Linked DNA regions of Mus musculus: region 2 is linked to region 1. Evidence: chromatin contacts called from ENCODE Hi-C or POLR2A ChIA-PET data. All regions are on one chromosome and are shown on one strand. The core of a region is the stretch at or near the end of the contact, and the rest is flanking DNA. Distances in the headings are between cores, read along the strand shown.

Region 1 (5,310 bases), core at 2,073-4,572:
TCAGCTCGATCCACTTCCACCCCACCCAGGATTCTACAATTCTAGACCCCGATTCTGTCCCCAATGGGATCTGACCTTCAGGTACCCTTCCTTCCCACACAAATTCTGCTAACCCTCCAAGGGCCCCGCCACGCCCACCTGTGCACGTAGCCCAGCCGGTGCACGGAGTCTATGGCCATGACAATCTCGGCCAGGTAGAAGCGAGCCATCTCGGCGGGGATCCGCTCCCCAAACTTGCTCAGCAGCGTTAGCAGGTCCCCGCCCACGTAGTATTCCATGACCAGGTACTGGGAGCGGGTGTGTCACAGGGGTTTGGTAGCCCCCAAGACTCCCAAAGACACCCCGTTCCCAAGCACAGAGGACCCCCGCACAGTGAGAGAGCGCCCCATCCAAAGGCCAAACCAGATATCACTCCTGTCTCAAGGAAGGTCTCTCCTATACTTGAGACACAATCCTACCCCCGTCCCCCATCCCCTGTGTGTGTCCCCCCCACCCCCACCCCCCCGATCTACAGCAGCTTCTCCCTTCTCCAGCCTTCTTGACTTGGGGCGATGTAACTGTCACTCTTTCCTAGTCACCTGAACCCGGAGCTTACCAGGTAGTTCTCATCCTGGAAGGCAAAGTGCAGCTGTGTGATCCAGCGCCGGTCCCCTTTCACTAATACATCCCTTTCTTCCCGGAAGCACGACACCTGTGAGGTAGGAGAGAAGCTACAGGAGGTGAGTTGGAGAGATGAGGGCGCTGCCCTAATCCCTGGCCCTCACCTCGCCTCTCTTCAGCATGTCCCACTTATTCATAATCTTCATGGCATACACTTGGCCCGTCTGTTTCATCTTCACCACCGCTACCTAAATACGGAACCGAGATGACAGCAAGAGGTGGCAGGGAAAACCAGCAAGGCTCACCCAGACAGGACTCCACCCTTATCTCCACCCAACCTTAGCCCCGCCCTCACGTGCACACCGCCCACTGACCACAAGCTCCGCCCCCACCCCTCCAGCCTTAAATTCAAGCTCATTCATCAATTTTTAAGGCTCTGCCCCAGCTGTTATGCCCCACCCACATCAAGTAAAGTTCCATTCCCAGGCCACTGAAGACTCACCTCGCTGAACGCCCCACGCCCGATCACCTTCAAAATCTCAAAATCATCCCTCTGCAGTCGGACCTCCTTAAGCCTTGCTGCAATGGGCTCCACTGGGCGGGGGTGGGGGAAGAAGAACCAAGGGTCATCAGAACACTAGCGGTAAGGGTAGTGACTTTATAGCCTCCTTCCTTCTGCCCCTTAAATCGGCTTTAGGATTCTGCTTTCAAAACCTCTGTGATGTTTGTGGGACCCAGAACTGCCTGTTTCCACAGGGTTGCAGGGCAGAAAGGGAGGCAGTGGGAGAAGCTGGCGCATCAGGCCTTTCACTCCCATGTGATGATCAGGGTGCTAAGTCAGGTCACCCGGGGCTCTCACTTAATGTCTCGGGCCACAACCTCGAACTGGAGCTGTGTCAGCACAGCCAGCACGAAGAAGAAGTGGGGGAGGGTCACTGCCCTCCAGCATCCTGGACACTGTTGGAAGGGCTTTCTTGGTTTCCAAAGGGTGAAGGAGAGTCTTCTTATAACCAAAGCTCCAGGGTATAAGGTCCTGTGCTAGGGTGGTTCAGCCAGAGGGGAGAGCAGCTAGGTCTGAGGCTGGCGACTGGGGGTGCGGGGTGGGCAGAGGGAGGTCAGATCTCCCTTAGGGAAGTTCTAAGGCCGGGGAGTAAGGATGGAGGAGGGACGTGTGGGGAAGCGGGGAGATGGGGTCACAGAGAAGAAAGGGGTTTGGGAAAGTGGGCAGCCGGGGAAGATACAGCTAGGGCCAAGGCTGGGGGGTGGGGAGGAGGAGAGAGCCAAGGCGTTGAGCCCTTTTAAGGCAGCGGGAACCCAGGCCCCCTCCCCCGCCCAGGCCTGGCAGGGGAGGGGCCCACAGGATGCTGCTCAGGCCACAAAAGGACTGCTCCTTCCCAGAGGGTCAGACCCCCTGCCCCCACCCCAGTTCTCAGTTTACCCTGCCAGCCCAAACCCCATCCTTCAAAAGAAAGGTTGAGGGAGACACTAAAGACTGGAGAGGAGAAAAAGTCTTTCACAGGCTTAGCAGTCTAACCGATGGCCTCAACCTTTCCATCTGTGAAACGGGGGAGGAGGGGAGAATGCACTAGGGTCACACACATGGGCAGACAGCCAAGAATCAAGACCTGGACCCTTAATAATAGGCACAGAGCAACAAAACAGGTCGTTACTTGTAAGGAAGCTGGGGTAAGCTGGAGCTTTGGCTCAATGTTGGGCAGGAGCAGATAAGGCTCCAAGCTTGTCCACTAGGCCTGAGAAGACCTCTGGGGAAGGGCATTTAAGTCAGCAGAGGAATTAGAGGTCTTGAGCTAGAACCACAAAAGCAGATGAGAAGCCAGGAGGGATGACCAATCTGGCCCACAAAGGCTGGGCGGGATCAGAGTGCTAGGGATGGGCACACTCAGAAGCTGAAGTTGTTCCTTCCTCTTAATTTGGGGAACAGAAAGGGTGCTCGGTGGCGCCTGTCTGCCGGGCTGGTTCTCCCCCAGGGCCTCTGTGAGTCACAGTGCCCTCATAGCTCCTGGACACCTGTCAGGGCAGCTGGGGAGGCAGACGCCAAACACCTGCCTATGGGCCACACCCTGGCAGCTGCCCCACGCTGTCCCTCCCCACACTCTGGGAAACTGGGGAGGGCTATGAAGCCAGTTTGAGGAGCCAAGGGTCCTAAAAGAGAAAGCTGCCAGGTCCTAGTGTGGGTGCTGAGATAGCAGGAGGCTATGCCCACCCCAGCCTGCACTGGCTGAGTCATAGGTGGCCTCACTGACCCTGGTGCCTCACCAGGGGAGCTTGGGGTCAGGTCATGAGCTCTGCTTGGCTCCCTTACAAAAAGCCCTTTCCAGGCCCTCCTGCCCCTCCATAGCCCATTCTTGCCCTGTAGACCCACCTCTGCCTTGCACCCAACCCCAGGCTTCCTATCCATACTCACCCCACTGCAAGAAGTCGGCCACATACTTGTCCTGGGCTAGGTGAGAGGCACCCAGCTCCTGGTGGACGCCCAGGAGAAGGTCGAGCAGGGGCTCCAGTCCCAGGAAGCCTGGGTCCAGCACCAGCTGCTGGAGCTGCCTCAGCCGCACTTCGGCTGACATGTTGGGCAGGCAACACCATGGCCCCTCCCCGGGCCGGAGCTCGGGGTCTTCCCGTCACAGGGCCTGGCTGCCCCTGTCCAGGCCCCAGAACCCTAGCTGCATGTCTGCCCGTCCCTGACTATCCCTTGGGTCTCTCTGGCCAGTTCTATGCTTAAGGCCTCCTCCTCTTTTCTCCACCCCTTGGCCCAGCCCCCCTCCCGCCTCCCAGTTTTTAACCCCTCCTGAGCCAACACCCCAACTCCCTTCTTCCAGGGCCCCTCAAAACTCTTCAGAGCCCAATGTCAGGGGACAGAGTAATACTCCAGGGTTGCCCCCCCCCATTGACTCTACCCACCCATAAAGAGAGCACAGGGAGTTACAGGTGGGAGGTGTCAGTGCCCAGGAGAGCCAGTCTATAGACTCAGAGCTGGGAGGGGTTGGGGGAAAGGGCTGATGCCTGGGCAACAGGGGGTGAGGGGGTAGTGGGGGGGGCAAAGGCCAGGGGCAGCTTCTTCGTGACTCAGCAATGGATTCCGACTTTGGGACAGTTAAATTTAGCCCCTGTGCCTGCTGTATTACCCGCCCCCCCATTTTTTGGCAGGAGGTAGAAGGAAGATCAGGAGAGAGTTTGCTCAGCCGCCAGGGCCAGGGGTGACCTGCTGGCCCCAGCCTGGGGGAGGCAAGTGGTGGATCCAGGCCCTCCTTAAGCAAAAGAGAACCCCAAAATAGCTCCTTGGCCACAGGCCGGGGCAGCCACATTCCTGCCTGGGCTAGGATTAGAGACAGAAACATTTTAGGGGTTGAGGGCGGAGCTGCCTGGACAGCAAGCCAGGCGACAAGTTAGCTTCTTTCTAGGGTGGCCAGTTCTCTGGGGAGGAAATCATGACCTCCAGCTGGCACTAGATGGCCAGTCATAAATGGGCCAGGGGCAGCAGACTGCAAAGGCATGTTCAGAGGAGGCAGGGAGTGCAGTCAATTCCAGCATCCTCCTCTCCCCAAGGAGAGCATGCTTGGATAGTCCTGGTGTTTAAAACAAGTTTCAAACATCTCCAAGGACCTAGTAGGAAGGCCATCTCAGCCTCTTGACTTTGGGGGTCGAGACTCATCTTTCAGAGGGCTCTCTGCTCGGGGCTAGGGATGGGGAAACAGCTAAGATTGGGCTTCCTTTGGTCAGAGCACAGCTTGGAGGCCAAGTACTGCAACCCCCACCCTACCCTGCCCCAGGGAACAGAAACACTGTGCAAACAAGGACTTTAGTATAAATAAGAGGTCCAGGGGAACAAGGAGGGCCCTCAGGGCTTCCATAATTTAACACTTTCAAAATCACAGACCATAGCAAGGGGTGGAGTTTGGGCAGGAGTGGGGATGGCCCCTGCCCTGCCCTCTCACCCAGGGGTACTGTGGGCTAAGTCTCTCCCAGGAGTGAACAGTCACATGCTGGGACAGGGATATGGTTAACACTGATGTTTCAGAGAACAGGTCATTGTACTTGGCAGTGGGTGGAGGACAGGGCCAAGGCCACACAGGACACTACATCCCCATGGCTGGGCCAACCTAGGGGACCCCCAGTATGTGTGCAGCGTGGGGCTTGGAGCAGTCCTTCCATCATGATTAGTCTTGTTAATACAGTGATTCTTGAGGTCAGCGGGGAGGGTTATGGCTAGGAGGCCGGGAACATGGGACATCCACATTTCACACCACAGTGCCACTGGGGGAGCTGCCTGGTTGGGAGGAGATGCCCTGGGGAGAACAAGAGGAGAAAGGTGGATTAGACAGCACCTGGGCTTCTGCCAGAACCCGGAGAAGGAGCCACCCAAAGGCCTTGGAGCTGCTGCCCCAGCTGGGATCTGCCCCCCAGGCCTAAAGCTGCTGTCCTAGCTAGGAACAAACAGCTCGGCCGTCTCCACTGACCCAGAGTAGCACTTCCACAGTAATGTGGCCCCAGGTGTCCTGGGCATACAGGGGACGACAGTGGAGAGAAAAGAAACTGGGGTCCACTTGCAGCTTCAGGGGTTGTCCTACCTCTACAACTGACTTGCTGGGTGACCTGGGCCAACTTGCTTGCCCTGCCTGGGCCTCGGTCTCCTCGTCTGTGAACTAGGGAGACAGAGGGGTGTCTGTGAGAACTCAGTCAACTCCCGCAGCC
Region 2 (5,310 bases), core at 922-3,421, 65 kb before region 1:
TCTTGTTGTTGCGACAGTTAATGAGCACTTGCGTGTTGTTCTTGACCGACTGCGTGAGCACTGAGAGGGGACCTGTGTTGAATTCCTCCTCCTCCCGCTTCTGCAGCTCCTCTGGGGTCATCTCACTCTTGGGTTTATTGAGGAGACTCCTGGATAGAGAACCCAGGGGTGAGATGGGTTCAAGTTGGAAATGTACGTGATCAAAGCCACACTGTCCAGTGTCTCCCCAGCCCCCTTTCTGGTGCAGTCTTTTCTGGAGGCAGGAGAGACATTTCCATGGTAGCCTGCCCCGGCTCATCTACCTAACCTCTTCCACCCACCGCTGACCTTGAATTCTCAATTCTCCTGACTCCACTGCCTAAGGTCTGAGATGACAGAGGCTCACCATCATGCCTGGCAGTTGATTCTTCTTTCAAACCTTACTCTATCCTTATATCTTGTCATCTGCCACCATGGTACATCCAAACCTTGGCCCTTTCTATCCGCAACCTAAACTTCAATCATCTCTCTCCATGAACCTCCGCCCCACCCCACAACATCTCACTGTAGAAGCCTGGCTGCCCCAGAACTCAGACTTGTCTCTGCCTCCTGAGTATTGGGAGTACAGGCACGTGCCACTATGTCTAGTTTGTGTGTGGTTAAGGACCAAACCCAGTACCCACAGTAGGTAAGTACTCTGTCCACTGAGCTAAATCTGCATCCCAAGAACTGGGCTTTCAATGCATCCTACTGTGCTACCTACTGGCATTATATCTTTCCTGCTCAATTCTCCATCCAAACCTGATTATCTAAGGTGTATGTACCTATTTATTACTCTATGGCTTTCCTACTCCACTCTTTTTACAAGCACCAGGGAGATTCCCCCACCCCCTTGGAGGCAAGGACCTTTTATTTACCATGTGTCTTAACTTACAAGCAGTCTACATAGTATATGCTCAATGAATAAACACGCACCAAACCACTGTAGTACCCTGCTACTCTGACAGTCTCTAGTTAGGTTCTCTAATTTATCCTGGTTACGTCCCATACTTTTCACTATTTCTAACAGTTCTTCCTTCCCCGCCAAGCTCTTTATTCATAAGACCACTTCCATTTAAAATTACTATTACTTTTGGAAGCGGTCTCGCTATGAAGCTGGCCAAGGCCAACTAGCGAACCTCCTGCATCAGCCTCTCGAGGCCTGGGATTCCAGGCATGTGCCATCAGACTCAGCTTTCCCTTTATGGTTCCTTTCCACAAGACTCAGGACCTCGGAGAGTCTCATGCCCGTTATGGAATAAAGCTGTCCCCTCTCCGGAACTCAAGATCCGAGCGAGGCCCCAAGCCCGATCTCAAATACCCCAGAAGGAAAAACATTACTTTTGCCCGAGGAACTCTACCCTCAGCTATAAAAACACCCCATTTCGACCGTTATTCAGCTAAACTGTCCACCTCCATCTCCACGGCCCCGCCAAAGCCCAGCCCGGCCTCACATGGTGTAGGTTTCGCTCGCAGATCACTCCCGCCTCCAAGCGCGTTGCTCCAGCCTTTGGCGTACAGGGCGAGAAGGGCGGGACTTCCGTCTCCTGCGGCTCACTTCCGTCGGCGCCTGCGCAACCAAATACCAGCGGCTGTGGGCGTGGCCTGTTACCATAGCGACCCTTCAGGCTGCACTCTCCTGTAGAAAATGCCTATAAGGAGGATTTGAAGCTTCTGAGGATCACAATAGGGTGTCTGCTCATGAGGAAAATAATACGGGGTCTGACTAGAATTATTTTCCCGTCAAACCGTCCAGTTGGAAGATGGAAAACACAACCCCATTTCCAAATACCCTCGGACACTTTTCTTGAGGGCATGGCTTCAGGTAAACCAATCGGCTCCTTGTTTTAGGGATGGATGCCGCCCCTTTTTTCCTTGAACGACAGTTTCTTGATCGACTTCCGTGAGGGGCGTGACCCCGCGCCTTGGAAGGTTTCGCACATTCGGACGCAGCCCATTGACTGGTCCTCTTCCGTGGAGGCGGGCCTTAAGGTTTCCGCCCTCCTTTTTGGGTGGGGCGGCGCTTAGGACAGCCAATCGCAATCGTCTCAGGGAAGGACGCAGTTACTCTGCTTCTTTATTGGGTTTTGTAACCTCAGCGAGGCGGATCTTGGCCTAAAACTCAAACCACCATACCGGGATTGGTTTCAGAGCAAAGCTACCATGAGTCCCGGGAGCCGCGGGCGGCCCCGGCAGCGGCTCGAGGATCGTGGCCTCATGAAACCACCCTCACTTTCCAAGCGCCGTCTTCTGCCGCGAGTGCAGTTCCTGCCCCTGCTGCTGCTGGCGCTGGCTATGGGCTTGGCTTTCTATATCGTCTGGAACAGCTGGCACCCTGGGGTTGAGGAGATGTCACGGAGCCGGGATCTGCGGGTGAGCCCTGGCTGGTGCCCAGCCAGCGTCATTTCCCTCTTTCCCTTCGTATTGAGTCTCAGGTTACCGTGGTCTTATCATTTGGCTTTTGCCGCCTGTGCCATTTATCCATGACTTGAGCGCGTGCCCCTACCCAACAAAATAAGGCTTCAGGCTTGTTTTGTGATAGACCCCACTGAAGATGACGAGTCCTCATAGCAACACTGGTAGAACTGAGTTCTATGCCCAAGCCATCTATTTAGAAATTTCCATCACCCGATTGCAATTTCCTCGTTAGGACTGCGGTAGGCTGGACCAGATTTGCTTTGAAGATTTCTCCCAGTCTAGGAAATCTTTGATGCTGGAGATTTGCATTACCAGGAAGAGCCAGGACTCCTAGTAGGCAACGGCGCCCAGGATAAGGTGGGAATGGGGTTGTTTTCATTTTTCTTTTTCCCATCCCATTTCCCAACCAAGGTCCCGCTGATCGGAAGCCTTTCAGAAGCCAAGCTGCGGCTGGTGGTAGGGCAGCTGGATCCGCAGCGTCTCTGGGGAACTTTCCTGCGTCCCTTATTGATTGTGCGACCCCCGGGTAGTTCTGGCAATCTCCAAGTGAGAAAGGTAAAGGGTTTTATTGTCAACCCCCAACTTCCTTTCCCCAGTTTGTCAGGAAATGGAACTCAGGCTCCGAAGATCCCAAAACAGCCAGGAGGCAGAAGTGATCTGATGGGGGTCGGGGGACAGAGATGGGGAGTAGGCGGGTAGGGGAGTGGTGGTGGTGGTGGCTGCAGCGGCAGGTGAACCTGACTAGATTCTCTTGGTGGTACACAAATCCCGCACTATACGACCCCCACTAAATATTATCCTATATTAGGCAGAAGCAGTGTACTCTCTGGTGAGGTCTGAACTAATATAATCTCCACTATACAGATGAGGAAACTGAAGTTTTTACATTTTGTCCAAGTCCCACAGCTAATTAGAATTAAAATCCAAGAAGGTTGGCTTCAGAATTAGTGGTGTGGTGCCATTCAGATACTGTGTTTAGGATCCACTTTAGTTGGACTAACTTCTTAACCTCTTTGGGACTCAGCTTCCTCATCTTCAAAATGGGGACAGTCACTGATATCGTTGATTTCATAGGGATCCTAAAACAGGCTTGGCAGATAGTGAGAACGTTTTAAGAGGAACTTAGAGCATGTCCCCACATGCTTAGAATCATGCAATGTGAGGATGGGGGTGTGGCTCAATGGTAGAAAGTTTGCCGAGTATTCACCAGTGGGGGCTGTGGCTGTGGCTGTAAAAGCATCATTCAGGAAACCCGGGACCGACCCTCAGCACCATGGAGAGAGACAGGAAGAGGGAAAGGGTGGATGTGAGTTCCTTGAAAGCTGGCCTACATGTGATTTTGGAAGCATCAACATGAGGGGAGAGAGGGAGAGAGAAGCGGGGGAAGAGAGAGGGAGAGGGGGAGAAAAAGAGAAGGTGGGGAGAGAAACTCACTCCCCACACCTGGGTGTAGTGGTGGTCTGGGTCTATAATCCTATCATTCTGGAAGCAGAAGCATTATCTGGAGTTCCAGCCTAGGCTACACAGCAAGCTGGAGGCTAGCCTGGACTACACAGTGAGATTCTGTCTCAAAATAAGCCATGGCAAGTTTTGTTGCTACCGAGAAGTATGGTGGTTCTACATCTGGCTCCCAGCAGAAGTCAGTGTCGAGGGAACAACATAAACCAGAGTGGGACTTTCTAGTCACCCCGACTGCTCTGCGTGGCTCCAGTCACAAGGCCCTTCTCCCCACCTCCTCCCCAGTCCCTGTCCACCCTCCTACCTCTCTCTTGCCACTAGTTCCTGGAGGCTACGTTGCAGTCCCTGTCGGCAGGCTGGCATGTTGAACTGGACCCATTCACGGCCTCAACCCCCTTGGGGCCACTGGACTTCGGGAACGTGGTGGCCACACTTGACCCAGGAGCTGCCCGTCACCTCACCCTCGCCTGCCATTATGACTCTAAGTTCTTCCCTCCGGGGTTGCCCCCCTTTGTGGGGGCCACAGATTCAGCTGTGCCCTGTGCCCTGCTTCTGGAGTTGGTCCAGGCCCTTGATGCCATGCTGAGCAGAATCAAGCAGCAGGTGAGGAGAAGGGGCGGGTAGTCTATCTCTGGCCCACATCCTCGTTTCTGTCTGCTATGCTTTCCCTTTTTGATAGAGGGTTTCACTAGTATGTAGCCCAAGCTAGCCTTGAACTCAGTCATTCTGCACCACCCTTCCAAGCCGTGACACGGCAGGTCTGGGCCACCAGACCTACTGTCATCCTTGCTTTCTTCAAGTCCCAGCTGTGTCTCAGGTGGGCCGTACTAACATCAAACTCAAGAATGCATTTGAACTAGTGACCCTCTTGCTTCCATCTCCCAAGTGCTATCATCACAGTCGTACATGTACCACCGCGCCTTATTTATGCTGTTCTGGACACCGAGCCCAGGGCGTCACGCATGTCCAGTAAGGTTTTGTCAGCTGCGCTACATCCGCAGTCTTCCACAGGGATCTACATCCTAAATGGCACATCCTGCCTTCCTGTGTCTGGAGACTTCTCCCATGGACCCCCGTCCCATCCTAACCCTAAGCCAGAGTCCTGAGGCTAGACCTGAGGTGCACTCTACTCTAGCCACACCCCTTTCAGTGTCCCTCCAATCCAGAGGCTTCATTTCCACCTCATTAGCATTTACTATTTGCCTTGTAAAGCTCACTTCTCACTATGGGTCATCCGCCCCCCCCTCAACCCCCCTCCTGGCAGGCTCTCCTTCCCCCCCCGCCCCCCACCCCAAGTAACTTTCCGGTCACTGCCCATTCCTTATGGTGCCAATGACTTTTCTCTAAGCTCAGTATGTTCCATGATACAGACCTGGCTTCTCCTTCCTGTTATGTCTCCCTGAGTGAGAGAGAATA

What was found. Hi-C counts contacts between places; a loop is a spot of excess contacts on that map. ChIA-PET counts read pairs that join two places held with the same protein, here RNA polymerase II (POLR2A).
Region 2: a loop to region 1 is called in a map of CH12F3, with 2.5 times the contacts of the local background. The contact joins the promoter of Qpctl here to the promoter of Dmpk in region 1. A Hi-C loop is called at or near these places in 2 of 37 maps with a recorded cell type or tissue (CH12F3 and heart). POLR2A ChIA-PET finds 5 or more read pairs at or near these places in 2 of 5 experiments (Patski and embryonic stem cell).

The regions. Positions count from the first base shown.
Region 1 is chr7:19,081,870-19,087,179 of GRCm38, reverse strand. It overlaps Dmpk (dystrophia myotonica-protein kinase), which reads right to left and starts at 3,322. Exons shown (of 15, transcript NM_001379257.1): 1 at 3,026-3,322; 2 at 1,103-1,194; 3 at 765-848; 4 at 596-691; 5 at 139-287. The coding sequence starts at 3,185. It overlaps Dmwd (dystrophia myotonica-containing WD repeat motif), which reads right to left. Exons shown (of 5, transcript NM_010058.2): 4 at 5,187-5,261; 5 at 4,405-4,904. The coding sequence ends at 4,857. Mir3100 (microRNA 3100) reads right to left here and starts at 352; the gene lies at 288-352.
Region 2 is chr7:19,146,057-19,151,366 of GRCm38, reverse strand. It overlaps Qpctl (glutaminyl-peptide cyclotransferase-like), which reads left to right and starts at 2,171. Exons shown (of 7, transcript NM_026111.3): 1 at 2,171-2,391; 2 at 2,848-2,991; 3 at 4,216-4,497. The coding sequence starts at 2,182. Snrpd2 (small nuclear ribonucleoprotein D2) reads right to left here and starts at 1,529. Exons shown (of 3, transcript NM_026943.1): 1 at 1,473-1,529; 2 at 1-149. The coding sequence starts at 1,474.